3 separate regions of the Mus musculus genome follow, and all the other regions are linked to region 1. A link is a loop called in an ENCODE intact Hi-C map of the cell type or tissue named here. Cell type or tissue: gastrocnemius. All regions are shown on one strand. Links, peaks and the distances in the headings refer to the core of each region. The heading gives the core; the rest is flanking DNA. Region 1 has its middle 22 kb from the start of Gm33103. Region 2 has its middle 28 kb from the start of Ints10. Region 3 has its middle 17 kb from the start of Gm51577.

Region 1 (10,333 bases), core at 1,736-6,735:
GGATCAATGATACCCACCACTCAAGAAGGAGGGAAGCCGTACAGTCTCACACTTCTTTCTGTTCCTCCCTTTGGGAAAACCTTGCTAATTAAGGTCACAGTCTACCATGACTAGATAGCTCCTCTGAGCTCCACAGAAAATGGAGGTCTCCCTTTACCAGCAAGGCTTCCCCTTTTCTAACCATGTCTGTGGATCTTGACTCCCCACACCCTTACCTGGGGAAGGTTGAGTAGTTCTTGGCAGACTTACAAACTTCCTCTTTTTCCCCTATAAGAATGTGCCCAGCAAGTACCTGAGATTCCCGGAAAGTCTCCATACAAATGAGGCATTCACAGAACTTTAAACTCTAGCCAATGATTTTCAGTTACCCTGAAAATTCCTTCCCACTCTCCAAGGTTGCTGTATACCCCGGTTCACCTCAAATAAAGTGTAGGCATACCAGCCCACCCCAAATATAGCTAAGTGAGATGTTTCACAGAAGACTGTCTATCAAAGAAGGCCTTCATCTTTAGAGAAGCACCGCTCCTCCCAGCAGGCCAGGAGATCCTAAAGCCCCACCCGTTCCAGACTGTGCTTCATCCTCCAAGCCAGTAGGGGGCATCTGACCACCCTAGAGGCAGGAAGCAGAGGATGAGGAAACCCAGCTGGACCCCCAAAAGGCACACCTTACCACACTCCCCCTATTCAGTTTATAATATTTTACAAATTCTGCCTTCTTTTGTTCATCCCCTCTCTTACCTGTTTATGTCCTTTCTTGGTATTTATACTAAAACACCTAGCTGGGAGGCATTAGAGTCTGCAGACAAGAGAGCCAGCCCTTGTGATTCTCAGGCATGCCATGCTGGGGACTGGGTCCAAGGCCCCACAGTAGCTGGCATCTGTGTTAATCCTTAGCCCATGTTACCACCAAGAACCATGTGGAAGTCCATGGCCTGAACCCAGGCTGTGCTGCCACCTGAACCTGAAAGAGTAGTAAACTCAGTGCTCCAAGGTATGCTAATCATAAAACAGATAGCGACATTCCTTCCTCCACCCACCCACTTCCTGGGTTCAAAGAGTGTTCATTGGAGGAAAGTCACCCTGACCCACCCTGACCATTGCTGGAACCCACTATGCAAAGGTGCTATTGCTAGGCACTCTTAGATTGTTAGGGGCTCTTAGAAACTGTCTTGAGAGATAACCTGACACTTGTGACTTTGTACTTCCTTGTGACTCTTAACTGGTATTTTTGGTATTTTCCAACAATGCCCTTCCCACCTCCTTGAGTTGTGGTTCCTTCCTTTAAATACCCCCTTACTCAGCTACTTGGGGCGCCACGGTCCTCTACCCCTGCGTGGTGTATGACCGTGGGCCCGAGAGCGCTCTTGAATAAAAATCCTCTTGCAATTTGCAGCAAGACCGTTTCTCGTTGGTGATTTTGGGGTGTCGCCTCTCCTGAGTCAGAACATGGGGGAGTCCTCACGTTGTGGGTCTTTCAAACCCATGTTGATATCCATGGTCCAAGAAGCTTCCAAGGGCCTTGTCTGGGTCTGCGGTCCTACTGCAGCAGAGGACCATGGTCCTGGTCTGGGCTACCTCCAGAAACTGTGAAAACCCATGACCCATGCTCCAGTTGACTGTGAAGAGCAAGGAGGCAACTTTTGCTGTCATATCTGTGACTCCAGATGCACAGCTGAGGGGGACACAGAAGGCTCCTGTGACAACTCCTACTCCCCCTCAACGACCCCCACCCCAACACAGCAACAAAAAGTAAGCCATCGAAACAGCCGTTTAAAAGTATGACAGAGATGCTGAACAGTAGTTCCATACAATTGATGGCTTCTAGCTGAGGTGTGGGATAGGACGGACTCAGTTTTATCTAAAGGGCAGGTCACGGAGAGTCTGACCATGCTTCAGTGAGTGTATGGATAGCACAAGGTAGGCTTGGTGTTCTTTCCTTCTTTCCTTCCTTCCTTCCTTCCTTCCTTCCTTTTTCTTCTTATTTTTATTTTTTACTTCTTTTGAGAGGAAAATCACAATAGGGTCAGACATGGAAAAACTGAGAAGAGATTGTGATTGGAATGCATGCTGTGAAACTCCCAGAGAGTCAATAAAAACATCATGGGGGGGGGGGAATAACACCTAGCTCGTCTTCCTGATCACACAGAGAAAGAACTTTATAAAAGCACAAAGTCAGGTGTGGTGGCTCGTGCCTATAATCCCGACACTAAGGAAGCTGAGGCAGGAGAATTGCTGTGAATTCAAGTTCAGCCTGGACTACATAGTGAATTTTATCTAAGCTATTGAATAGTGAGCTCTAGGCTCATTATTTTAGAACACCAAAAATACAATAGAAGTACAAACACTGCTACATTAAGACGAAAGTAAAACATTTAAGTCATCCAGGGAAGGTGGTTCCAGGGCTCCTCCTAGAACCTGGAACATCCCCTGGTGCTTAATTTCTTACATACAATAATAACCCCGTATAAACTGTATCCTCCTGTACTCTTTAAACTATCTCTAGATTATCAAGATACTTAATCAAGTATCAAGTCAACAGAATCCTGACTTGCTGAGGAGACAAGCCTCTAGACACGTCAGTGAGAGAGTTTCTAGATTAGGTTAATTGAAATGGGAAGACCCACCCTACAGGGCCCCGGCACCACTCCACAGCCTGTAACCCCAGGCTGCATACAAAGCAGGAAGCTAGCTGAGTGTCAGCGTTCCTCTCTGTTTTCTGACAGCAGATGTGATACACAAGCTGCCTCAAGCTCCTGCCACCATGACTTGCCCACCACGATGGCCTGTCCCCTCAAACTGAGACAAAGTAAACCCATCCTCCTTTGCTCTGCTCTTGTCACACTTGATAGCAGCAGCAGACAAGTAACTATATTATGTTCACAAGCACTTTTATTGACAGGGCTGTTGAGGTTTTGTCGTTTAATGTCTATTGCAATGCTAAGTGCAAGACCCCAAAACCTGGAGCATGCATGTGTAGCCCCTGTGACCCTGGCCCCAGTTAACTGTGATTAGTAAATAAAGATGCCAACAGCCAATGGGTAGAGGAGACATAGGTGGGGATGAGGTTTCAGAAGCCGTCATGGAAAAAGGAGAACGTGAAGGAGGGAGGAGAGCCGTGGAAAAACTGAGCCACAAGTATGTGGCTAGCCAATTGGAGCTAAGGGCAGCCCAGATAAACATATTAAGTAATAACTTGGGTTATCGATAGGAAGGTAGATTCTAACAGCATGGAGGGTGGGGTTGCTGCCCAGCTACTGTGCTGACTAAGGCTATTTAAAAATATAAAGGCTGTGTGTGTCTTTCATCCAGGGACATAAATGATCTAAGGCAGGGAAGAAGCCCCAGGCCACATTGCTAAATATTTTTAGTACACAGGGTTATGCCCTCAGCTCCGGTCTTGTTTTTCCAGCATGATAACACTATAAGAGCTTCACATGTCATAACGATGACGATGGAAATGAATGAATTAGTGAGTTAGTGAGTGTAAACTGAAGGAGAGAGATGGGCGAAGGCCAAGGCAGAGAACACAATAGCATACATAGATTAGGGAGTCATCCACTGAACTTAAATGATAGGATCTGGGAAACACTGGCTTGGCCCTGAGAAGCTAGAACTTACAGCAAGCAAACCACAGCGCCTGTGGCGGCTTGTATGCTCTAACCTGGAAGGTGCCAGATGAGTGATCAAAACAAGGCCACTTCATAAATTTCCCGCAGGCCTTTTGTCAAGTAACAGTTTCACAGCGTTGGTGAGGTGGGAGGTGTGAAGAGAGGAGCTAAAAATCCCTAAAACTTAAAAAAAAAAAAAAAAAATCCCTGAAATTGAGAAAGCAGTTGCCAAGTACACTCAACCGTGTGGTGAGGGCGCCACCTGGTGGATTTACACAGGATGAACAAAGACTGCCCAAGAATGTCAGCCCAGCCTCCTTCCAACGCTGAGTTCCAGACCTGCCTGATACAACAGAAAAATAATCCCGAACCCCTGAACCCTAGTGTAACTAAAACAACCCTGAATAACAAAAGAACCGATGGGGATTTTACTATCCCCAGTTTCAGGTTGTACTACAAAGCTATAGTAATAAAAATAGCATGATGTGGATACAAAAACAGACATGCTGACCCATGGAATCAAATTGAAGACCCAGACATAAATCTACAAGCCTATGGACAAAACTCAACTTCAAATGAATCAAAAACCTCAACATAAAACCAGATACACTGGACCTGACAGAAGAGGAAGTGGAAAGAGCTCGAGCTCATTAGCATAAGAAAAATCTCTCTTTGAACAGAAGACCGCCAGCACAGAAACTAAGATAAACAACAGATAAACAAGGAATACTTGGGAACCTAAGAAGTTTCTGCACTGCAAAGGACATCGTCATTCAGACAAAGTGTCAGCCGGTAAAATGGGAAAAGATTCTGTTACCAACCAGATATCTGATAGAGGATTAGTATACAAAAACCAAACTAGGTACCAAGAAAACAAACCAATTTTAAAATGGGGCACAGATCTAAACAGAAAATTCTCAAGAGGAAATTCAAAAAGCCTGACAAACTCTTAAAGAAATGTTCAACATTCCTTAGCCACCAGGAAATGCAAATCAAAACTATTCTGAGATTTCAAGATACACCTGTCAGAATGGCTAAGACCAATAAAAGAAGTGACAGCTCGCCGGGCGTGGTGGCACACGCCTTTAATCCAAGCACTTGGGAGGCAGAGGCAGGCGGATCTCTGAGTTGGAGGCCAGCCTGGTCTACAGAGTGAGTTCCAGGACAGCCAGGGCTACACAGAGAAACCCTGACTGGGGGGGGGGGGGGTGACAGCTCATGCTGGCAAGGATGTGGAGGAGAACACTTATCCATTGCTGGTGGGGGTGAAAATGTGTACACTCCCTGTGGAAATCAGTGTGGAGTTCCTCAGAAAGATGGGGATAGATAGATCTACCTCAACATCCAGCCCTATCGTTGGCATGTACCATACAGACACTTGCTCAACCATGTTCAGTAGTTCGTTGTTACTCTATTGATAGTAGCCAGAAACTGGAGGGAAAAAAGCTAGATGTCCCTCAACAAGAATGGATAAAGAAACTGTGGTACGTTTACACACTAGAGTATTACTTAGCTGTTTAAAAAAAAGACAACTTTTGTAGATAAATTGATGGAATAGAATAAATTATCCAGAGTGAGGTAACCTAGACCCAGAAAGACTAATATGGTATGTATTTGTTTATATGTGGGTATCAGCTGTTAAGTCAGTGATCACCAAGCTATACTCTGAAGAGCAACAGATAGATATAGGGTAAGGGAAAGGAAATAGAATATATAGTTATGGGTGGATGGGGGAGCCAGAATGGGAGAATAAAGAGAAGAAGTGAGAAGAGGAAGATGAGGGAGGGAACAGAATGAGAGGCAGCTAAATAAAGGGGCATTTGAGTGGTAATATGGAAAACTAACACAATAGAAACTACCTAAAATATATGCATATATGAAGGGATAGATAAGATCACCAAGTTATGGGGAGACAGAGTCTGAACTGGTTATCTCTTATCACCACATGAATCTTCCAATATTAGGATTGGGTTACATCTTATTGAGTTGTAGGCCAAGGAGTTTCATGGGAACCCCTCAAACAACCCAAGTCGTTGCTGAAACTATAGGTTGCTCTCCACAAAACTGAAGGGAAGGCCCTATTGCTGAAGACAATACCTACACAACCCATTGACTATGGAGAAGTAGAGGCAGTGCCTGCAAAGAGCCTTCACTCCTACATTCTAGCATCTTTGGAACACCAGAAGGGAAACATGAACATCATGCCGACCACAAACCTTTGATCTACAGTAGTGTCTTGCCTGCAACGTAAGTAGGGCAATGGTGGCACAAGGCTTATGGGAGTAACCAACCAATATAAGATTTGACTTAAGACCTACACCATGACATGGAAACTATACCCAACACTGCTTGGATGCAACAACCAGAGACTAGATTGCTTAGAGACCTAGGGTAAAACCAAATATTATTATTAAGGGGAAAAATGCAGCAATGAAATGACTCCTAATGACATTCTGCTATATTGATAGATTTGTGCCCTGCTCAGTTATCATCAGGGAAGCTTCCTCCTGCAACAGATAGAGAACGAGACAGGACAAAGACCCATAGCCAGACAGTATGAGAGTGAGTAACCTTGGAATGCTCAGCCCCAAGAGATTGTCTCTATCACATCCTCCCCTTGGGGCTCAGTAAACTCTCAGAGTAGGAAGCAGAAAGAGTGTAAGAGCCAGAAAGGATGGAGGACACCAAGAAAACAAGGCCCTCTAAATCAACAGGACCTTCACACATGAACTCACAGAGACTAAAGCCACAGCCACCGTGTACCAGCTCTTTCATCCAGCTGAGAAGAGAAGTGGATACAAGCCCCACTGGAACCCAGCAGCTGTCTCTAATTGATAACCACTTTGCAAATAAAAATAAAATTTGTTTCCTCGGAGGGAGTCTCACTGGGGAAACAAACCTCTCTTAAGGGTAGGCCCCATGGCCAGCAGTAGACGGCCGACACAAAACAACTCAGAAGCATCTTTGGAGGCTTCTTGTCTCGTAATGTCCTGATTAGGGCTTTTCCTCTTCTTCTTCTTCTTTTTTTTTTTTTAATTTTATCTTGTTTTTTATTTTTATTTTATTTTGTCTCCCCAACCCAGGTCCTTCGCATATATACTAGGTTTCCAGTTTATTGTTTTTGTTTTTTTTTTCTTATTGTTTTTGGTTTTTGAGGCAGTGTTTCTGTGTAGCCCTGGCTGTCCTGCAGCTCATATAGATTAGCTGGCTTCAAACTCAGAGATCTGCTTTACTCTGCCTCCTGTGTGCTGGGATTAAAAGTGTGTGCCACCACATCTGGCCAGTTTACTGGTTTTATGAGATTCTGAGTATGCAAATAACAAGTGGATCTATTTCTTATGCTTTTAATTTTTTTTGTGTGTGTGAAGAGCTCTTTTCTTCTGTTTTGTGTTTTGTCCTATTCCAATGTTAGCTTTGGTTTTATCTTATTATATTTTTTTACTATCCCTTAAAGGTCCCTTTGTTTTCTAATAAACAACAGAAATGGAATAGATCCAGCTGGGAAAGGAAGTGGGAAGGGCTGAGGAGGAGGAAGAAGAGGAAGAAGAGGAGGAGAGGAGGAGGAAGAAGAAGAGGAGGAGGAGGAGGAGAGAAAACTTTTATCAGGACACATTATGTGAGAAGATAATCTATTTTAAATAAAAAGGAAATGCCAAAATTAATTAATTAATTAATTAATTAATTAATTAATTAAAAACAAAAAATAAAAGTATATAATTCTCTGATTTTTCTTAAGCTTTCATCCTCTTTACATACATGCATGTGTGTATATGTCTGTATTTATTTTTCTATTGCTACTAGAACAAATCCTACAAACTCAGTGGCTTAAAACAATACATCTTTTTCAAAACTCTTACTGTTCTGTAGAATAGAAATCCAAAATAAATGTCGCTGGGCTAAAATCCACGAGATGGCAGGAGGCACTCTTCTGCAGGATCAGAGTTCTGAAGAATCTGTGTCTGCGCTTTTCCCAGCTATCTGAGACCCCCATGTTCTCACAGCCCCTTCCACCTTCAGAATCCTTCTGACCCTTCTCTGGCCACACTTCACACTCGCACATTGGCTGGGACAGGTTCCCTTCCCTTAAAGATTCCATTTCTTAGATACAATCTGTCTCCTTCTCTCCCCCGCCCCCAACCCAACCCCAGAATCTGAAGACATATAATCACACCTGTAAATTTCCATGTTGTTGAGGCTCAGGCAAAGATACCCTGGGATGGTGCTTTGATCCACTATCAGGCCTGAGAAGTTGCTCAGAATGCAGGTTCCTCTGACCTTGTCTGCTTTCTCTCCTGAGCACAGGAACAGGCTCACTCTGGAACTCACTTATCTGACCAAAGGGAGAAGTGCAATTGTCTTAAAAACCTCTCCCTAAGCATCCCATCAAATAACCAGGGAAGATTAACTACTGGGGACAGAGACTAGCCATCTCCACACCTCCTGCCCAGACAGCTTTTCCAGTTTTTCCTCTCTAGCACATGGATGAACTCCAGCGCTGAGCTGCACCTCCAGCCTCCCCACCCCCTTGCCTTTTCATCTATTCTTCTGAGGACAACTCCTGGAGATTGCTCAAGAGCCTTTATCTACCCACCCCGCCAACCTTTGTTCCTCTCGCACATTCCTTTCCCTACCTCTCCCACTGCTTGCTGACAACACCCTCCCCTCCCGAGGATTCCAAGCTTCTCCCTATCCGAGTCTCCTTTCTTCTCTACAGCTGGAGAATTATGAAAGACTTGACCATCAGATCCTTTAGAGGAGACTAATCCTTTGTTCTGGTTTTGCCCAGTCATACACTCCCTCCTCTGCTCCTTGCAGCAACACGGGACAGCCAGAGTAAGTTTGTTACTAAGACACATAAAGGCTTTTCCATGGCAGACACCATCCAGATTAAGTCTGGACTCTAGGCTTCTGTCCATTGTATATATCTTGGTTATCTCCTAAAGGAATGTGCCAGAAACAATCTACCAATGTCTACCAAACATTACTCAAAAGCAGACAGCATTAACAAGGATAACTGGCTTAAAAGAGAAGGTGCTCAGACTTGGGAGCCAAGTTGGTCTGAGTTCAATAAGGCTCTGCTATTTGTTGTACGAGAAGTGACTATCTGAAATCAAGCTGATCATTTTACATCTGACTCAGTTTTTCATCTGCACAATGGTACCATCATGCCAAATCCAGCAGGATGAAGTGAGAGGCCCTTTAAGAGTACCACATATCATGAAGTTCTAACTGAAAAGGAATCTTAGTTGAGAAATGGATGAAAGTCAATATTTCTTTGAAAGTCAACACAATTAATTAATGGGGACAGAACGCAGAGGTTTGTAGGAGTGGGTGAGTCACCGGGAAGAAGTGTGAGGAGACTGTTGTCTTTGAAGGCTTACAAGTGTATGCTTTCTTTATCAGAAAAGTATATATATATATATATAAAACAAATTTATCAGTACTCACTCAAAACTTACACATGTTGGATGTGTTACACTCCAATTATTTAAAAAAAAATTGAAGAGGAGAGAAGCAAAGGAGAAAAGAGTATTTTCCCAAAAAACACTTGGGAAGCTGGGAAGCTGGGTGGGTGAGGAAATCTTAGCTCGGGAGACAAGACAATGATCTCAGCTCTCTAACCCTGCCCACCACACCCTTCTAAGTGTCCTTGTACCACTTGTGGGTTTTGGAGCCTAAGGAAGAGGGAGAGAGCCTCATGCAGAAACTAGGACAACTTTTCTGCTGGCACAGATATGAGCATGCAGAGTAAAAGCAGATGAGCTCATGAAAGGGAAAGTTGGTGGAGAGAAAAGAGAGCCCCTTAAGAAAACAGAGAGGCCGGGCGGTGGTGGCGCACGCCTTTAATCCCAGCACTCGGGAGGCAGAGGCAGGCGGATTTCTGAGTTCGAGGCTAGTCTGGTCTACAGAGTGAGTTCCAGGACAGCCAGGGCTATACAGAGAAACCCTGTCTCGAAAAACCAAAAAAAAAAAAAAAAAAAAAAAAAAAAAAAAAAAAAAAAAAAAAAGAAAAGAAAACAAAGAGATTCCTGAAAGCATTCTTGAGAAACAAAATCTGGAGAAACAATGAAATCAGATTCCATGCCTCCAGTTCAGCAGTGAGCAATAAGCATGCAGATTAGTATTATTACTTTAGAAAGTCATAATAAAACTATATCTGGAAGTTGAAGAGCAGAGAAGAGGCCAGCAAAGATATTCCGTATCTATCTACCATTAAAGAGAGACAGTAGATTATATAAAATTGTTGTCAAGAAAAAAACTGGGCAATTTCTACAATATAATAGCTTTTCTGTAATATAATAACAGTAGTAGATAAGAATGTGAACATAGAGGATAGGATCCATAAGCCAGAAATAGTGGCTCAAACACTTGAGAGATTTAAAAACAATTTGCTTATGTACATGTGTGTGCATCTTTGTATACTAGAGGTAGCATGGAGGTGTCCACGGGGGTCAGAAGCAGGTGCTTGATCCCTTGGAATTTAAGTTATAGGGAGTGGTGAGCTGCCCAGGGTAGGTACTGGGAGCTGAACTTGGATCCTTTGGGAGAGCAGCAAGCACTCTTTAAATGCTGACTGATTTCCAGCCCCAAACTGGTCAAGTTTACTATGTGCCTACTGGTAGAATGATGCCACAGTAACTAACTGCTCTTTGGTTGGATGCTAGGCCTGCTCCACAAGACAGATTTCATATATGTTATCCATACGTATTCACATGTGTTATTCA
Region 2 (10,333 bases), core at 3,492-8,491, 260 kb before region 1:
GTTGAAGTCTCCCACTATTATTGTGTGAGGTGCAATGTTTGCTTTGAGCTTTACTAAAGTTTCTTTAATGAATGTGGCTGCCCTTGTATTTGGAGCATAGATATTCAGAATTGAGAGTTCCTCTTGGAAGATTTTACCTTTGATGCGTATGAAGTGCCCCTCCTTGTCTTTTTGGATGACTTTTGGTTGGAAGTCGATTTTATTCAATATTAGAATGGCTACTCCAGCTTGTTCCTTGGGACCATTTGCTTGGAAAATTGTTTTCCAGCCTTTCATTCTGAGGTAGTGTCTGTCTTTTCCCCTGAGATGGGTTTCCTGTAAGCAGCAGAATGTTGGGTCCTGTTTGTATAGCCAGTCTGTTAGTCTATGTCTTTTTATTGGGGAATTGAACCCATTGATATTAAGAGATATTAAGGAAAAGTAATTGTTGCTTCCTCCATATTTTTGTTGCGAAAGTTGGCATTCTGTTTTTGAGGCTGTCTTCTTTTAGGTTTGTTGAAGGATTACTTTTTTGCTTTTTCTCGGACATGGTTTCCATCCTTGTATTGGTTTTTCTGTTATTATCCTTTGAAGGGCCAGATTCGTTGAAAGATAATGTGTGAATTTGGTTTTGTCGTGGAATACTTTGGTTTCTCCATCTACGGTAATTGAAAGTTTGGCTGGGTATAGTAGCCTGGGCTTGCATTTGTGTTCTCTTAGTGTCTGTATAACATCTGTCTGGGATCTTCTGGCTTTCATAGTCTCTGTTGAAAAGTCTGGTGTAATTCTGATAGGCCTGCCTTTATATGTTACTTAACCTTTTTCCCTTACTGCTTTTAATATTCTCTCTTTATTTAGTGCATTTGTTGTTCTGATTATTATGTGTCAGGAGGAATTTCTCTTCTGGTCCAGTGTATTTAGAGTTCTGTAGGCTTCTTGTATGTTCATGGGTATCTCTTTCTTTAGGTTTGTGAAGTTTTCTTCTACAATTTTGTTGAAGATATTTGCTAGCCCTTTAAGTTGAAAATCTTCATTCTCATCTATTCCTGTTATCTGTAGGTTTGGTCTTCTCATTGTGTCCTGGATTTCTGGATGTTTTGAGTTAGGATCTTTTTGCATTTTCCATTTTCTTTGATTGTTGTGCCGATGTTCTCTATGGAATCTTCTGCACCTTAAAATCTCTCTTCCATCTCTTGTATTCTGTTGTTGATGCTCACATCGATGGTTCCAGATTTCTTTCCTAGGGTTCCTATCTCCAGTGTTGCCTCACTTTGGGTTTTCTTTATTGTGTCTACTTCCTTTTTTAGGTCTAGTATCGTTTTGTTCATTTCCATCACCTGTTTGGATGTGTTTTCCTGTTTTTCTTTAAGGACTTCTACCTGTTTGGTTATGTTCTCCTGTTTTTCTTTAAGGACTTGCAACTCTTTAGCAGTGTTCTCCTGTATTTCTTTAAGTGAGTTATTAAAGTCCTTCTTGATGTCCTCTACCACCATCATGAGATATGCTTTTAAATTCGGGTCTAGCTTTTTGGGTGTGTTGGGGTGCCCAGGACTGGCTGAGGTGGGAGTGCTGGGTTCTGATGATGGTGAATGGTCTTGGTTTCTGTTAATAAGATTCTTATGTCTGCCTTTCATCATCTGGTAATCTCTGGTGTCAGTTGTTATAGTTGTCTGTGGTTAGAGCTTGTTCCTCTCGTGATTCTGTTAGCCTCTACCAGCAGACCTGGGAGACTAGCTCTCTCCTGAGTTTCAGTGGTTATAGCACTCTCTGCAGGCAACCTCTCCTCTTGCAGGGAAGGTGCACAGATATCTGGTGTTCATACTTGCCTCCTGGCAGAAGATGAAGGTCCGAAACAGGGCCTGTCCCAGAAGATGTTAGCTTCTGTAGTCCACACTCTCACCTGTGCAGGGATCCAGGAACCAAGATGGCTCCCGAAGGTGCTCTGGCAATGCCCTCCCGGGCCGGGCAGACACCTCTCCTCTGGCAGGGAAGGTGCCCAGATGTCTGGAGCCTGAAACAGGGTCTGCCTTAGAAGCTCTGTGGCTCCCGCCTGTTCCAGAGGCTGTTAGCTTCTGTAGTCCACACTCTCACTTGGGGAGACTTGTGAGTGAGAGTCTTTTGACGAACTCCAACAAAGCTAAGATCCTTATAGCCTCTGGACTCCACATCCCTGTAGGCATCCATTTCAGCTACACCAGGCATCAGAAGGTTCTGCTGTCCCACTGCACTGTTGAAAAGGACCTGGGATATAACACAGAGGATAGATCTACTCAGACAAGCCTCAATTTTGATTAAAACATAACCTGCTTTGAGTTCTAAGCAAAACCAGGAACAGACATCATTAGGGGCAATTAAAAAGTCAGTAGCAAGTAATCCTCTCACAGCAGATTAGCACCTGTGGAACAATAGCCATTGTTCCCAACTTTGTCACCTCAGAATGAAAATACAAAAGGATGACATCACACAAATTGATATCACACAAATTGATAGCTTGCTCTCTTTGTTTTATCATATGTAAAATTTAGCAGAGATCATATTTTTCTGAGTCTAGGTAACCGTAAACACATCTCTATCATGTGCCAGGCAACAATGCTTTTGAATAACTTAGTATTTTTTTATTCATTCAATTATTAATATCCCAATAATGATAACAAAAATAGTTTAGAGTCAGTTTGGGACACTCTTGTCTAACTTTCAACTATTAACTTCAATTAAAAGGCATTTGCTAGATTAGGATAAGTTTTAAAGTAAAAGATAATAATTCTATAAAAAAAAACACTAAAGATATAGATAAGAGACAAGTCAGGCACCACATGCCTGCAATCCTAGGTCCTTGAGAGGCTAGGTAAGAAAATCAGGAATTCAAAATACTTAGTGAATATGAGGCCAGACTAGCTGTTTAAGAAAAGAAAAGGGAAAAAAAAAAGAGTGGCAAGCATACAAAAAACGACCACACACACATACACACACACACAAACGCTTAGTGCTGACCTAGAAAGACCTTAAATCTAATCAAAATGGAAGGAAGGACAAAAAGAAAAGAAAAGAGAAGAGAAGAGAAGAGAAGAGAAGAGAAGAGAAGAGAAGAGAAGAGAAGAGAAGAGAAGAGAAGAGAAGAAAAACAAGGGAAAAGTCAAAGAATGAGAAAATATGCACAAAAGGAGTTGGAAAATACAGTTTAAGCTTTAGAACAAGTGACTTTTACTAGAGTTCAGAGAGCCATTGCACTAATAAAAGAGTATGTTTGTGGTGGTCAGTCCTACACATGCATCTACCAGATAGTATAGCAGGAAACCACACAAATCGCAATTGATAGAGCTGCAAGGTGAAGTAGCAAACACCTTCACTGCCTCACAGAGTCTAGACAGCAAACCTGCCACTACAGCATTGAGCTGAGGATTCTGAAGGAGCCAAGCTGCTCCTAGATTAGTAGCATCCCCTGACACACATAACAAAAGGTAAAACAAAGTCCTCTCTGGAAAACAGTGATCCAGGCCCTCGAGATGCCTAAAGCACACAGATTGGAGTAGAGTCTACCCCAGTGATTTCATTTTGCCTTAGTTATCCCTTTAAAGGCCACATCAAACCCAAACTCATGCATAACATACAGGCATACACAAATACAGTTTGGAATAATTGCTCAAAGGAAGAAGTTACTGCAGTAACATGAAGTGATAAGATTAAAAAGTACTGAGTGGAAAAAAAAAACAATTTCTATGAGACAGCCTGGATTATGATGGTGTTTTGTGTAGATAGGAATAGAAAAGAAAACTAAAGAGAATATCGTGAGCATTTGGGATATCGTCCCTTTTAAAAGGAAAGATGGTGACAAGCTAGGGTTTAAAAATGACTCCAGGCCAGTAAGATGACTTAGATGGCACTTGCCCCTAAGCCTGATGACCAGCGTTCAATCAGCAGGACCACCATGATGGGAAGACAGAACTGACTCCCATAAACTGTCCTCTGACCTCCACACGTGCTGTGGCATGCACTCATGCTCACAAACACATACACACATAAAATAAACACATACAGTAAAAATATTTATGGAACAAGTGGTTAACCACATGTCAGACTCAGAACGAGCCTACAGTGTGAGTTAAGTTATTAACCATAATTTGGTGATGAGTTTAAGGGAAATTTTTTTCACACATCATTATTTATATAAATTTTATCACCATCATATTGACATCTGTAAAGTATTATGCATAATAACTCTTACACATTGTATATGTAAAAAAATATTGCCCAATAATACTAGACATGCTCAGAGATAGACAGTTTACCTAGCATGTATGTAAAGACTGGGCTGGACCCTTGACATCTTAAGAAAAACTTTTCTAGAGGAGAGGGTTGAAGGAATTATAGGTCAACAGATACAAAGTTTCAATTGGGAAGAACAAATTCAGGAGTTCTATTGTATAATGTGGTAACTGTGCTTAATAATAGTGCATTGAAAATAGAAAATTGCTAATAGGTTACACTTCAAGTGGTCTTAAGAGAAAAATAAGTTATAGTTTATATCAGATGGGAAGTGTGTTAATTGCATTGATTTAATAATAGTATGATGTATACATATATTTATAATTATAAAGAGTTTTGTCTATATGATTGTAGGTATTAATAACAACTACACATTTCCTTTTGTTTTTTGGGACAGATTTTTGCTATGGAGTCTCACTGGCCTTGAACTCATTGCAATCTCAAGCTCTTAAATGCTGGGCATACAGATGTGGGGCACTACACCTGGTAGCAACTGCTCTCATAAAAACATGTTTTCTATACATGTTTTCTATCTAGTGCTAATGTGTTATTTCATAGCTATCTTAATTTTTTGTTATATTTCTAGAATAATTATTTTAAACTTGCACTTATTTATTTGAACGTATGTTGTGGAAGTCATACATGGAGAACAACAAGAGTCAGTTCTTTTTCTCTACACGTGGGTTCTAGCTGTCAAACTCTTGGGCTGTCAGGTTTGGCAGCTAAATGCCTTTGTCATCCGAGCCATTTTGTTAGTTCTATAATAATTTGGCGATAAAATTAGAGTTACACATTCTTTCTTTCAAGTAATGTTATATACTGTTTTATTGTCAGTACATGCACAATGGTAAACATAGAACTATAAATATATAATGTCATTAACAGTAGAAAACAAAACTGTTACCGTAGGGAGAGGGTATGAAGTAATATCTTTTCTTGCTGCTAAAACAGAACAAAAACAAAGGAAAGAAAAAGCCTACAACCAATCATCCATTCAGTTCTGTCAGCTTATGCTCTTTACATCCATTCTACATCTTTTTCCAGCTGAGCGAAGTGTAAGTAAGTCTGTAACAATAGCAAACTGCTTTCATAATAGCCATTTGCTTTCCAGTCAAATTCACCTGATGTTAGGATAAAAAAAAAAAAAGTCAAGATGAAAAATCAATGTATCCTGGTTCCAAATTACCTAATTTGGCCATTCATCCAAAATGGTAATATTTGAAAGTTGGCTGCACATGAAAATAACTTTAGCAGAGGTGATTTAAAAAAAAAAAAAAAGTTTAAAAAAATACAAATAAATATATGTTAAAAGGTAACAAAATATCACCTTTGAGGTAGTTTTCCAAGACAGTCCAGGCAGTAGGTCAGTTAAAGTGTCAGCCCTGGAGAGGTAGAGAGTGTGAGCCCATTGGACAAGAGCCATCTTCTCTCTCATCAGGATCTGTGTTTTCATAAGACAATTTCATGGTCAAAGGAAACCAGGTTTCACCAATCGACAAAAAGGTGCTGGTTGACTCCCATGTCAATAATCAGTTTATCAAATGAGAAACAGAATAGTCAAAGTCACACGTGCACTTGATTTTTTTTCATCTGTTTCCATTATTAAGTTTATTCATAAGTGAAATTGATATTAATAAATACAACAAAAAGCATCATTCACAAAAAAAGATAAACCAAAAGGCTCTGCAACAAAACCTTGCATTGTAATAATTCTCATGGAAACCTAGGCAGGTGATTTGCAGCTTTCTTACGTGGTAAAAGAAGGGACAGGTCTTTAAATAAAGGTGGCAAGATCAAGAAACAACAGACACTATCGTCAGACTTACAGAACTGGCTGGTTCCATGACATTTCTCTTTGAGATCATCCCTAAGAAGTCGCATCTGACGACATGTACCACCACCACTTGAACAGACTCTGGCTGTAGTTCTGGAGTTCCAAGTATCCCTGCTTTGTCTCACATTATTCTTTAAACAGACTAGAATGTGTCCCTGGAACATGGATATTCACTATCGAATTCTCTTCAGTTGCAGCTCAAATGTAATACATTTTGCTTTTACTCTCTAATCAAAAAGTAGTTAAAATTGAACTTTTTATCCTAACTCTTCTTGTCTATGTGCAGTGCCTAGTGTGAGAAGAGAAGCACACTGATGGCTTGCTTTCCTTTCAACTGGATTCTCTGTGGTGGTGATAGCACTGGGTGCCCGAGGGGTGGGGGCAGGACACATTGTTAACAGCATGTCTCACCTTGACCACTAGATGTCAGCAACACATTCCCACTTACTACCTGATATCAAGACAGACAAAACCACCCTCAGAAACAGCCATTAATAACAGCCTTTGGTCAGAAATTCCCAGCTGAAAAACACTATTCTGAGACATTCCTGATGCAAGTGACATCTGCATTCTCCACAGTGAAACGTGGGGTTTTTTTTTATACTTCATTCCTATCTTGCCAAATGAATCTATTTTATTTTACCATACAAATGGCTTTCTTTTTTCCACATAAAACTCTTAACTTATTTAAGATAATGTTTCAGACAGTATTTATTGATAACTATTGGCTCAAAGTTATAGATGTATTATCAAATTACTAAAATGTATCAATTCACACCACCCTTATCTCTCATTTGAGACACTGTCATTGACTCTTCTAAACTTCACTGAAACAATAAAACTTTTTCTGTCAATTTTAAGGATACTGTATTTTCTGGTCTTTATAACGCTTTCTAGTTTCTAGAAACTATTCCTGATTTTTTAAAGTGGAAATCTTGCTTTATGTTTTTTTTTTTTTACCTACATTCTCTATGAAGTTGAATCAGGCGCACATAGAGTGAACTAACTATATACATATATATTATATATGTATATTTATATATGTATAGTATACATGTATATTATATATTATATATAACATATAGTATAATATATGCATAACAATAGGCAATGGGGCAGTTAAAGAAACATGAAATCGGGATACTGTCTTCTTACTCCATTGTCTGCAGTACTGTAACATCTAGAGATGTTGCACACCTGATGTTATTGTGAAAACAGAAGCAGCCAGTCTGTACGCCATTGCAACAGTCTCTTTCAGAGATAGAAATTACATGTTCCAAAAGCACTGGAAATTTTTGAAGGAAGATCTGTAACCATTTACTTTAACCCAACCAGACTCAGGAGTTTTAGTTCTAAATCTTTGGCATTAAGGATGGCCTCCTGAGACATAAGCTGCACAGATTTAGGACAAGGGGTCTGAGAGCTAGGAGTGGAAGCACAATAATCTCAGCACTTGAAGCAGAAGAACAGAGGGTGCGAGGTCATCGTTGACTTGTTCAAGCTGTAGAGAGTTCAAGGCCAGTGGGGGCTACATGAAGCCTCATCTCAAAAAGGCAAAACCAAAATAAATAAACAGATAGATAGATAGATAGATAGATAGATAGATAGATAGATAGATAGATAGATAGATAGATAGATAGATAGATAGATTGATTGATTGATTCAATAGTCTCCCACTTAAAATTTACTCATGTCCTTCTAATATTTATAAAAATCTAAGAGGGAAAGTAGACATTGTTACAGATGTTAAGGAAATAAAAGAGATTATAAGAGAATACTTGAACATGCCAACAAATTAGACCAAATGGACTTATTTCTCCAAGGAAATAATGCTGGGCCAAGGGAAATTTAAAAAATAAAAGTGACAGACAGATAACTCATAAGAGTGATTTGGAAATCAAAGGTATTAATTACATAAAGAAAAATCCAAGACCAAATGGTCTTGCTGGTAAATTCTACCAAAGAAATTAAAAGAATTAACTCTGATTTCTCAAACTCTTCCCCAAAACACAAAGAAGAGAGAGTATATTTCCTAACTATAGAGGATATGGTCAACCCAATGGCAAATGCAGACAGAGACACTACAAGAAAGCTATTGTCTTAGTCAGGGTTTCTGTTTCTGCACGAACATCATGACCAAGAAGCAAGTTGGGGAGAAAGGGTTTATTCAGCTTACACGTCCACATTGCTGTTCATCACCAAAGGAAGTCAGGACTGGGACTCAAGCAAGTCAGGAAGCTGATGCAGAGGCCATGGAGGGATGTTTCTTTCTGTCTTGTTTCCCCTGGCTTGCTCAGCTTGCTTTCTTATAGAACCCAGGACTACCAGCCCAGTAATGGCACCACCCACAATGGGCCCTCCCTTACAACTGGATCTCCTGCAGGCATTTCCTCAACTGAAGCTCCTTTCTCTGTGATAACTCCAGCTTGTGTCAAGTTGACACACAAAACCAGCCAGTACAGCTATCCAGCAACAATCTCATCTGAAGATATACCCAATAGCCCTCAGCAAGATGCAACTCAACCAAAATGAGCAGCACATCAAAAGGGTTGTGCCAGACATGTTTCTAGAACTACATGAAGGGAAAAATATTTCCTCTGTTTGAGACAGTCACAGACAGACAGACTGGGTTCAGACTCTTGATCTTCCTGCTTCCCCTTCCCAAAAAGTATTGGAACTGTAGAAGTGTGTTGCCCCTGTATAGGATAGTTACCTTCAAGAAAAGATTTTGTACACAGACACAAGCACAATGTAATAAGTGATTTCATTGTAGCATATCACATATAAACATACCTGATCATATTTACATCTTGTTTATGAAAAACCAATTATATATATATATATCCTTATAATGGGAGGTTGTGCAGAGCATAGAAACACACATAGCTATCTCAATGGATGCAGAAAAATCATTTAACAAATTTTATCCATTTCCATGATAAAAATGTTTCATGAAATAGGAATGGAAGTTTTTTTTGGGGGGGGGGGGTTTCTCTGTATAACTCTGGCTGTCCTGGAACTCACTCTGTAGACCAGGCTGACCTCAAACTCAGAAATCCGCCTGTCTCTGCCTCCCGAGTGCTGGGATTAAAGGCATGTGTCAGCTTCAATTTTTTTTTCAACTTGACAAAGGCAAACAACTCTACAACTAATATGATTTTTAATTACAAAAAAACTGAAAACATTTCCCTTAAAAGGGGTAAAACCTGACATCTCCATTCTAGGAAGTCTTGGGCAAAAGAACTACACAAGGAAAGGGAAAGGGGTCCAGATAAGATGGCTCAGATGATAAGGAACCCACTGCCAAGCCTGATGACCTAAATTCAATCCATGGGACTCACATGATGGAAGGAGAAAAACCAATGTTCTTTAATGACAAGATATAAAACATATGCCTTTTTAATGAGCTTTTTACCTAAGCACTTACTTCTCAAGCGCTACTGTAAACAGGCCTGGTTCCTTCTCTTCCCTTTGATACACTGTTAACTGTATAAGAATTGAACTCATTGTTACTGTATAAGAATTGAACTCATATTTGTGTGTTCATTTTATATTGTGTAACTACTGGATTTGTTTTTTATTTCTAGTACTTATTTTATTATTTTTAATTATGTGTATATGTTTGTGTCTTTGTTGGGGTATGTATACATAAATAACTGTACCCACAGAGGCCATCAACTGCCAATGGCTTCTCAGTTAGCAATGGGGCCATGTGAGCCACTTCCTGCTCTGTACTGGAGTGCTTCCTTAGGGTTTCTTACATGAAGGCAAATGAGGGTCTATTTACAGAATCATTCACAATTTACCAGTGGCTACAACACTGAACATCTCTTTCCTCTACAAACCATTACCTCCACATATGTCCTCGGGGATGAGTGGGGCTTCATAAGCTCTACCCAGGAGACTTATACTTTTTATAATATATTCTAATAATTTTATAATATATATATTCTTATAATGTATATATTCTGTAACACCCTTCACTCTGTATATATATACACATGTTCATGTGTGTGGAGGCCAGGTGTCAGTCTCAGGTGTCTTCCTCCAATCACTCTCCACCTTGACTTTTGAGACAGGGTCTTTCTCTAAACATGGAGTTTAGCTAATGAATTCCATCAAACATCTTATTTCCATCTCCCCAGGTCTGGTTTTATAGAATGTGGTGGTTTGAATGAGAATATCCCTCATAGGTACATATATTTAAATCCTTGTTTCCCAGTTGGTGGAACTGTTTGAGAAGGATTAGGAGGTGTG
Region 3 (10,333 bases), core at 2,879-7,878, 190 kb before region 1:
AGGCCTTGAACCGTGGTAGCCTGGTGGGCAGTGACTTACACCGGCATGGGACAGCAGGTATTAGGCCATGCCTCCTGGGCCCCTGGCTCCTGTTGCAGATACAGCCTCTCACAGCCACCCCCACCCCCACCCCCACCCAAGGTGTGTAGCTTTCAGTAATGGAGGCAATACCCAAGTTCCTGGTATTCTGTCTGGACTCCACCCCCACAGTTACCTGACAACAGCCAGGATGGCCCAGCCCTCTATAAAAGGGGCTGTTTGCCCCTTCCTCCCTCTCTTACCTCTTATTCTCTTGCTCTTACTCTTGCTCCCTTGCTCCCCCTCTCTATGCCTTCCCTTCCCCCTCTCTCCAAGTGGCCATGGCCAGCCTCTACCTCCCTACTCTCTCCCTCTCTCTGCCTTTCTGCAATAAACTCCTTAAAACCATGGACTGCCTCTTCTCATCAGGGCCCACCATGCTGGAGCAATGGAGCAGGTCTCCCTCTAACAAGCCGCGCATCAGCGGAACCCAGGAGCTTTCTAATGAAACTGAACAAAACGGGCTCCTCTTAGAGAAGCCCATGCTTGCCTGTCCTGTGTGTCACCTGTGTGGAGCATCTCTAACTCTCATGCTTAAGTCTATATTAAAATCATTTAATTAAATCCCAACTCTGCTATGTTTAACAAAGAGGGAGAGTGTAAAGACTTAGATGTAAGAAAAAAGATAAGAAGCAACCATAAGCTGGAATGGTTGGTGTTGACTTCCTTCTGCTTGTAGTTGAAGAAACTGTTTACTAAATTCAGCTAAGGATTTCAACGGTCATGCCTAGAGCATGCCTAAGAAACACACAGTCCTTGATTATAAGAATTTGCCCTCCTAAAGTGTGCCAGCCTGTTTGTTTGAGTACATAAAGCGGTTTCTGCAGCTCACACATTCAGTTTCTTATGCAGGAAGAGAAGATTGCAACATTACAGATGTGTTGAAGATTTCTATGAGAGCAATGGGAGTTCTAGCCACTGTGATATTTATATTACATTGCAAGTGCCTTGGGCTGTTGATTTATTTATACTGTTTTAATAGCCTCAAAGAGTTACAAGTTTCCTGAAGTACCATTTTTTCCTTTCTTATAATAGATTTATATACCTAATACCCCTTGTTCACGAAGAAAATAATAATAATCTTATAGGAAACAGAATCCTGGAAAACCTAAGTCCTTAATGATGCCATTGGTAGGTTATTTCTCCTCCAGTGACACGAGCCAATTCAAACCAGATTAGATTATATCAAAGACAGGTTTAGTGGGACTCTGCTCTTTCACGAGTTCACTAGCCAAGGGGAGAGGGAGCGGGTGGGGGAGGGGGAGAGAAAAGGCAAGCATGAGTGCACAGAGAGTGAGAAAAGAAGGAGAAAGAAGAAGAGGGAGGAGGAGGGGAAAGAGGAGAGGGAGGGGGAAGGAGAAGGAGAGAGAGAGCATGCAAGTGCATGCAAAATGTCTGGCCTGGAAAATTCAGCATGGGAACGTGGTATGTCCAATAGGGACTGAGGGATGCTGGGAGAACCTGGAGACAGGTCTGCTTTGATATGTAAAATATGTGCCTCAGTCTCTTGTCCTAGGGTCCACCTCTGATTTTCTTAAACTTCCAAACCTCCAGCACATGAGTTTTAAAAGTAAATTTAAGATGCAGTACTAAAAGCTGTGTACAGCATATGTCCATGACACAGTAGATTTTCAAATTTAACCCAAGTTAAACCCAACTCAATGTTCAGGTCACAAAGTGGCTCCTCTGAGACCCATGTCCTATCAGTTATCTCCAAAGCTAGCCACAGTGCTCATTGCTAACATAGAGAATGGATCCAACTGATCTCTTGGTCTGCACTTTGTCCTGTAGCACCATTCATACTATATATTTGAAAGTGTTTCTTATACAAAGGAACTGTATATTATATATAAATCTGGCTTCTGGGGCCATCGTTTCAGCATTTGTTCAACTCTGCCATTAGAGTGCAAAGGTGCCTCAGACAATATGTAAATTCTCACGTACATTATTCTTCTTTGTTTAACTGCAAGAAGATTTATTCTCATCTCAAGATTCATAGGTCTCTATACTCAGAGTTTGCTCATTTCCTACATGGTACAGTATAGTTCATTTCAAACAAAAAGAAGCAATTACCTTTAGGCATTTGGTCTATTCTGCTTTAAAACTCTATTTCTATTCATCATTTTTTGAGGGCTACTGAGCTTTACCAAAGAAATCATCCCCGGGGAGCTTTTCTGGGAAGAATATTTCTCAGTCCTTGTTAAAAATAGCAAGACAGGTTTTGTTCAAGACTATTGCGGTATCGGAGAGACTGAATTCAAGTGGAGAGCTGTAACCAGTGCACAGATGAGGAAGCTATGAATTAAGAGGTTCATTGGGCTGGGCCTGAGGGTCTGAGGTAGAGTAGAGGAAACTGCATATTAACCATGGTGAGGGAGTTTAACTAGAGACAAGGGGGTGGTGGATAGATCTTAAAAACTGGTTTAGTGCCAGGCATGGTGGTGTACACCTTTAATCCCAGCACTTGGGAGGCAGAGGCAGGCGGATTTCTGAGTTCGAGGCCAGCCTGGTCTACAGAGTGAGTTCCAGGACTGCCGAGGATACACAGAGAAACCCTGTCTGAAAAAAAAAACAAAAACAAAACAAAAAACAAACAAACAAAAAAAACTGGTTTAATGAAATTAACTCATTTAATGAAGCTGAACTCAGCAGACTAAGTCAGAGGCCTAATGGAGACATCAGGGCCCAAGGGACACTAACTAAAGTGTGGCCAAGAAATTAACACAACTGGTTTTTGCCAGTGAGCATGATTACTGAGTCACACATTGTTCTTGACCCATGTGTTATGTCACTGTGGCAGAAAGTCTGGCAGGAGCAACCTAAGGAAAGAAAGATTGACTGTGGCACATGAGTTCAGAGGACCCAGTGTGTCTTGAGGAAGGAATAGAGGACAGGCCACTCAGGCCAGACTAGGAAGGAGAGAGGGAGGGAGCAGGCAGCCAGGGATAACACATACCTGAAGTCTTTATCAGAAACTAGGTGGCTGTAACTGTGTAGTTGTTTCAGGGGTCTTGAGTCAACTCCATTTGTCTATGGGTCCGTTTTGGTGCCAGTACTGTACTGTTTATGCTGCTTCGGCTCCATGATAAACCTGAGAGCAGGTTTGTAGTGCCTGTAACTCTCCTCCCTCTGTAAGGATGCTCTGGGATTCAGAACTTCCATGCTTCCCTGTGAGTTATAGGATGATTTCCCTAGGTCTGAGAAGAATGTTGTTAGAATTTTAATGGTGATTGCATTGACTGCTTTCAGTAATATAGCCATTTCCACAACATTGAATATCTTTGTCCATGAGCCTGGAATGCCATTCTCCATCTCCTGAAGTCTTCAGTTTCTTCAGTGTTATGAAGTTTTCATCATAGAGGGTTGTTCCTACGTACTCTATTATTTCCTTGAAGCTTCTAAAAAAGGGAATTTTCCCCTGATTGTTTTTATCTCAGAGTTCATTATTGCTGTACAGAAAAGTTACTTGGTGGTTTTTATGTATTGATTTTGTGTTCTACTGGTTTGAAGATGAGAGCATTTATGAGAGTTAAGAATCTTCTGACAGAAGAGTATTTAAACTTTTAACCATGGAGTCATGTCATCTGCAAAGAAGGATAATTTGATTTCTTTCCTTCCTATTTTTAATCTTTTTTTCCTTCCTTTTATTCTAGGGGAGGCTTTGAGCATTATGTTGAATAAGAGCAGAGAGGGTGAGAGCCATTGCATTGTTCTAGATTTTAGAAGAAAAGCTCTCAGGGTTTTTTGTTTTTTTTTTTTGTCAGCTATAGATGTTATGCTTTGTCTTAGTTAGGGTTTTACTGCTGTGAACAGACACCATGACCAATGAAACTCTTATAAATGACAACATTTAATTGGGGCTGGCTTACAGGTTCACAGGTTCAGTCCATTATCATCAAGGTGGGAGTATGGTAGCGTCCAAGGCAGGCATGATGCAGGCAGAGCTGAGAGTTCTTCATCTTCATCTGAAAGCTGCTATCAAAATACAAGCTTCCAGGCAGCTAGGATGGGGTTTTAAAGCCCACACCCACAGTGACACACCTACTCCAACGGGGCCATACCTCCTACTAGTGCCACTCCCTGGGCGGAGCATATACAAACCATCACATGCTGTATAGATCCTTTATTGTGCTGAGTTATGGGCACACTGTTGCTAGTTTCCTGAGGACTTTCTCATGAAGGGAGATTGAATTTGTTGTACGCCTTTTCTGCTTTGGTCTGGATGACAGTGTGGTTGCTGTAGAAGATGTGGTAGAGACACACAATGGAATTTTATGCAACTCTAAAGAAAAAGGATATCATGACCTTTGCAGGAAAAGGGAGACAAACAGCATCTGTTCTTTCCTACGCAGAACCTAAGTGTAGAAGTCTATCTTATGTGTGCATGCATGTAACCATCTATGTGTGTTTGAGGAGGGTGGGAAGTGATAGACATGTAAAACAAACTCGGCTGAGACCAACGGGGAGAAGAAAGGAGCCTGGCTCTGGGGATGGGTGGTGAGGGGGACATCAGGAGAGAGGAGTGACGAAACACACATTCACAAAGAGGCCGTCTTGAAACCCATTGCTTGGAGTGCGGATATAAACAGTAATTTTTAAAAAAGATTACATTGGAACATTCCAAACTTCCTTTAAAATCCTGATCTAGGAGGGACAGCTGCCTGCCACATGTCAGAGTGATGAGTTTGTCTCTGGGGACCTTGAGTAGCCAAGAGAAAAGACATTTTATTCATCCTGAGGAGTTCTGTAGTGAAAAGCCCTACCAGTGATTGATCGAAAGCAGGGTAAGCCCTTTCCAAATGGCACACAAAAACGATTTACTGATGGAAACAAGAGTTGTGGGGAAGAGGAGAAGCGCAGACTGCTGTTACTATGCATCACTGGCTCTTCTCTGGTTTTAAACACACTAATGTTTTAGTTTTAAATTTAAGTGAAAATTATTTTTTAAAAACTCGTTACTTGCTTTTTGAAGGAAAACTTCAGCAAGTTCCATGATCAATTGTCAGCAGGTGGCGCTCTCCTTTTCTCAGCAGGAACAGCCTGCCTCTTCTCGGCCACTAGGGGTCCATGTATAGTGTTTTTTTCTTCTAAGGAACCAGAAACTCACCAATGGGAGGAGAGGCCCTAGGTCCTGTGAAGGTTCTATGCCCCAGGATAGGGGGATGCCAGTGGGTGGGGTTAGAGAGCAGGGGGAGGGGAGAGGGAGGGATAGGGGATTTTCAGAGGGAAAACTAGGAAAGGGGATAACATTTGAAATGTAAATAAAGAAAATATCTAATAAAAAAAATCACAAACAAAACGAAAACAAAAAACCAGAAGCTCAAGTGGATTGATCTTTAGCGAAAAAAATTGTTTGTTTGTGGAGAGTATAACCACAAGTAGTTCCACACTGACCACACTAAGCTGAAATCATCAAATTCTCTGATATGGTCCATTTCTCTTGGAAGTTTGTTTTGAAAAGCAGATGTGAATTCATTAAGCTCTTCTCTTTCCCAGCAATCCCTGCCTGCAGGGCGGAGCAGCGCGTTGCTGCAGAGCCCACTCATTCCTTTACTGACTTCTGAGAGTTTGTGTAAGGCACAACACTTTGAAAACACAAAGATACCGGTTAAGTGGACAGAGTAAACACTGATTCTAAAGAGGAGACAAGATCTAAGGAGGTTTGTCTCTGACCCCATTTACACTCGTTTTACATGATGGGACCACCTACATGTGTGTTACTTGCATGTGTGTGCACATAGTATTTGTGTGTATGTGCACAGGCATGTGGAAGCCTAAGATTGATATTAGGTGTTTTCCTCAATCTAACTCCATCCTATTTTTATTGTTGAGACAACCGTCTCTCATGAACCTAGAGCTTGCTGATTTGACTGCACTGGCTGGACCGCACGCCCTGGGGATCGCCTTGTCTCTGTCTTTTGTGCACTGGGGTCGCAGGCACACCTGGTTTTTTTGGTGGGCACTGGGGATCAACCTCAGGTATCAACTGAACCATCTCCTCAGCCCTTTCTTTCTTTGAGTATGGATCTTGCAGCAATGCAAGGGATGCGTTTGTGCACATCCTAAAAGCTATTCACCCACAGTGGTGTTCTCTCTCTCTCTCTCTCTCTCTCTCTCTCTCTCTCTCTCTCTCTCTCTCTCTCTCTCTCTTTCCCTGCCACCCTCAAGTACTCTTCCAGCCTTAGCATCTCTGTGTTTCAGTAGCCCACCAACATATCTTCCCACCTACCCCTGACAACTTCCCATTACCTCCCATGCACCAACTCATGTCACTGTCTTTCTCTCACCTACTCCTGACTCCAATTAGCAAACTCTTTTCTCCATATGGTCTATCTCTGCTGGAACTCCTCTGCTGACTTTTTCTACAGTGCATTTCTTTCTCTATGTGAGCTGTGTCTTAGTTGTGTTCTATGGATGAGGAACTGGGTGATGATTCCTGTATGCCTTTCTGTTGATGAACCCTCGAAACTAGAGTATGCACTCACTCTCTTTATCATCATTTGGCACTTTCTGGGGACTTAGTGGCAACATTTCACCTCCCACAGAGAGAATATACAGCAGAATACTGAAAAGAGCAAAGAGCTAGATGAGCGAACGTCAAGACAGTGTGCACACCAGTCACTTGATGAGTAGAGAAAGCAAAAGAAACTGAAGCTGATCTTCTATTTTCTGATTTTAAGCAATTTGGCATTACTTGGTGACAGAAGTCTGTCTTGTTCTCATTTTAAGTAAGATGTGTAAATAATGAGGCCCTGCTGAAAGGTACCATCTGGGATTTGAATATGAAAGAGTAGAGACTTGTAAGACAAGGATCACCTGCTGTTCACATAGCTCCAGAAAACTTCACTTCAAGCTCAGTTTTTATCTGTAAAAGAGATACCATAGTAGCCATATTGGGCGCTCCAGGGCTAAATGGGCTTCCTTGGCTGTCTGTCAGGTAACTGCTCTTATAGTTCTGCTAAGCAGGCTCTCAATGAAGAGTGCCAGGAAAGAAAGGGGCACTGATAAGCCACTTCTCAGTGATTGACAGGTTACGATAGGTAAATTTAAGGGCATTGTTTGTACCAATGGCAGAACATCCGAGGGATCCATAACATGAGAGATTAATAGCTTCTTAAACCTTTACCCTGCCATTGACTGGAATCTGCATCCCAAGGGGATTCGTCCATACGATCGATCGTTTGGAATTACACCCTTTCTCCTGTTGTGCTTGGTGGGATGATTAAGTCATTCCCTCGGCAAAGATGTATTTATTCATGCTAAGAAACAAAACAAAATATGTGGTGGACTGGTGTGGGGGCTCAGAAGCTAAAAGTGCTTTCTGCACATGCCTGATAGCTTGATTCTGATCCCTGGAACCCATGGTGAAAGGACAGAAACAACTCCTGCTGGTTGTGCTGACTTTAAGACATGTACTATTGTACATAGGTGTTCTCGTTCTCTCTCTCTCTCTCTCTCTCTCTCACACACACACACACACACACATACACACACACACACACACACACACACTTTGCTCATTTCTATTCTTGATTCATGAAGCAGGGAGGGGCTTACAAACCGATATAGAGTCTTAAAAACTGGAACTGGAACTGGGGATAGGGTCCAGCACTGAGATCTAGCATGGCACCCTATGCCAGGCAGGCCCATCCAGCAAGTGCTTACTCTTTCTTGTTTTTCACTCAACAAAATGAAATATTTTGGGTAAAACTTGACTTGGTAATACCAATGTTGTGTATTACAGGATTAAAGTTCAGTTGTCGTATAATCATTCTTTCAACACACTCACTAAGCATCTACTATGAGTGTGTCTGGAGTCAGACAGAACCTTATAATCTGGGGAGGGGAGATAAATCAATTGATCAGTTGATTAATCAATAAGCAAACCAATGAGGAAAACACAGATACTGTGAGTAAATTCAGATTCCTAAGGAATGGAAGCTATTTTATTTATGTACGTATTTAAGAACATAATTCAGAGCCAGGCATGGTGGCGCACGCCTTTAATCCCAACATTCAGGAGGCAGAGGCAGGCAGATTTCTGAGTTTGAGGCCAGCCTGGTCTACAAAGTGAGCTCCAGGACAGCCAGGGCTATACAGAGAAACCCTGTCTCGAAAAAACAAAAATAAAAAAATAAATAAAATAAAAAAAGAACATACAGCAGCTGAGATTTTAGTAGGAAGAGAATGATAACCTTACTTAAGTTGGAGGAAAGTACAGTCCGGGCAAACTGACTTAGTGGTACAAATGCTCTCATGCCCAGCGAAACCTACAGCTTCTGACAAGACCTCTGAGCCTTGAGAAAGATGACAAGATGCAGGAGAAAACGGCAGGGGGCAGGCAGAAGTGAGGCTTATTCCAGGAGCCTGTGTGCGTTACACTGATGCTGGTAGCTTTGAAACGAGTTACATGTCTAGGCAAAACTGAATATGTCACAAATGTTCCCCAGCAATGTAAGAAGCATTCAAGTTCAGAGATGTTAAAACGTAAAAAGCTATGGTAGGGTTTGACTTAAGAAGTTGCCCTGCTTAGATGCTAAGGTAAATGTAGACTGGGATCAGGGATCAGTTCTCCTCTCTTCCATCTTTTGTGTCTGTCCCATTCTTATTTTTCCTTGTTGTGAATTTAGGCTCTTTCTAAATTGCTTATTCAACACAGAGAGGATATGCGTACATATATACCCAAGCCAGGAAAAGTAAGAATACTTCTAAAACCAACCTGAGAAATCCCAAGCATGAAAACGTCAGGTTGTCTTAGCCTTTTCCAGATAACTTCGTAGCGGATTCCCTACCAGCACTGAGCTATGGGTGCTTTTGTTTTGCCGATGGATGGCAGCACTGACACTACTGGCTTGGTCTAAGCGCCTCCTGCTCAGGGGGTTAGAATGAACTGAGAGGCTCCAAGTGGCCTTTGTGGGTTTGTTTGGGATGTAGGCTCAAGCTGTGGGTAGAATTCAGAAATCTGCTGAGATTTAACACTGTTCTGCCTGCAGGGCAGCAGCGCTGGGAGGGCCAGAAAGAGGCTGCAGGGAGCTGTGAGATTTCAGCTGTTACTCCCACTCTGCTGGGCAGTACCAGGCCCACGGAGACACTGTTTCCTCCCGAAGCCTCATGTCTGACACTCGCAGATTGCTGTTTATTTGCAATCACTACCCTTTATCGCAAATACTCATTCATGCTACCTTGACTTTCTTTTGCTTTCACAGCTTTCTAGAATTCCCTGTGTAAACTCAGATTCATTTTGTAGCACTTGCCTTTCACATCAGAGGGCTTATTATATCTTTCTGCCCTCTGCCACAGAGCCTACTCTATCCCACTTTGGATACTCTCAGACGAAGGTTCAAGAACAGTCTTGGTATTTCTCAAGGTTCTCTAGGGGATGGAACCCCCGGGAAGAATGTATATTAAAAGAGAATATATTAGATTAGCTCATACAATACGGCCAGAGTATGGTAGGTGCTCAGTCCATGGTGCTGCATGCCTGAGCAGTCCTATTTGCCATCAAAGGGCTGGAAGGTTCCTTTACCACATTGGGAGGCTGAAGAAGGTGGGTTCTGATGTCATTGTAGGATGACAATGACAGCAACAGGGTAGATAAAACCCAGGAATGGGGCAGAACAACTTCTCAGTGAGATGTGAAAACCACCAGCGGTTGAAAAGGAAAAGCTGTTCTTTGGCCTTCATTGACCTTCATAACCATCCCCTGACACTTGCTCGCAGAGGAGCCACTCACATACAAGATGGGTCTTCCCACTTCAACTAACGTCATGAGGAAAATCCCTCACAGACATGCCAGAGATTAAGATAAATCAATGATTCTCAAACTGTGGGCTGTGACCCCCCTTTGGGGGTTGAAGGACCCTTTCACAGGAGTTGCATATCAGATCTCCTGCATATTTGCTATTTACCTTATGATCTATAACAGTAGCAAATTATAGTTATGAAGTAGCAACAAAATAATACTACGATTGGGGGTCACCACACATAAGGAACTGTATCAAAGGGTGGCAGCATTAGGAAGGTTAAGAACCAGTGATCTAGAAAACCCACTGAGGCATCTCCAGAGGTTTGCCTCATGGGTGATTCTAGAGCCTGCCAAGCTGACAATATTGCCTTGAAATGCAGGTAATTTAGAGCCCCCAGTGAAGGGTATTTGTGGTGGATTTGGTTTAACGCTTGTATTATGTTAATTGAGTCCCCCAAATTGAGAGATTCTGCGTGTAAGACACTGAGGGTCCCTGCCCCCACGTGGCTT

What was found. A loop is a pair of places that touch in the nucleus more often than their neighbours do. Peaks named below come from ENCODE experiments on the same cell type or tissue, not always from the same donor. Only the 100,000 strongest peaks of a DNase experiment are listed, where the experiment ranks them.
Region 2: a loop joins it to region 1, with 6 times the contacts of the local background. A loop is called at or near these places in 12 of 42 quality-filtered maps.
Region 3: a loop joins it to region 1, with 8 times the contacts of the local background. A loop is called at or near these places in 31 of 42 quality-filtered maps.

Annotation. Positions count from the first base shown.
Region 1 is chr8:69,019,727-69,030,059 of GRCm38, forward strand. No RefSeq gene overlaps it. Among named protein-coding and RNA genes, the nearest start is that of Gm33103, 22 kb to the left of the region's middle. In gastrocnemius, for the core only: a CTCF peak has its summit at 3,878 (motif pointing left); a DNase peak (open chromatin) is centred at 3,863; H3K4me3 peaks cover 188 bases; H3K27ac peaks cover 1,382 bases.
Region 2 is chr8:68,760,463-68,770,795 of GRCm38, forward strand. No RefSeq gene overlaps it. Among named protein-coding and RNA genes, the nearest start is that of Ints10, 28 kb to the right of the region's middle. In gastrocnemius, for the core only: a CTCF peak has its summit at 6,496 (motif pointing right); a DNase peak (open chromatin) is centred at 6,479.
Region 3 is chr8:68,832,706-68,843,038 of GRCm38, forward strand. No RefSeq gene overlaps it. Among named protein-coding and RNA genes, the nearest start is that of Gm51577, 17 kb to the right of the region's middle. In gastrocnemius, for the core only: a CTCF peak has its summit at 5,096 (motif pointing right); a DNase peak (open chromatin) is centred at 5,106; H3K4me3 peaks cover 181 bases.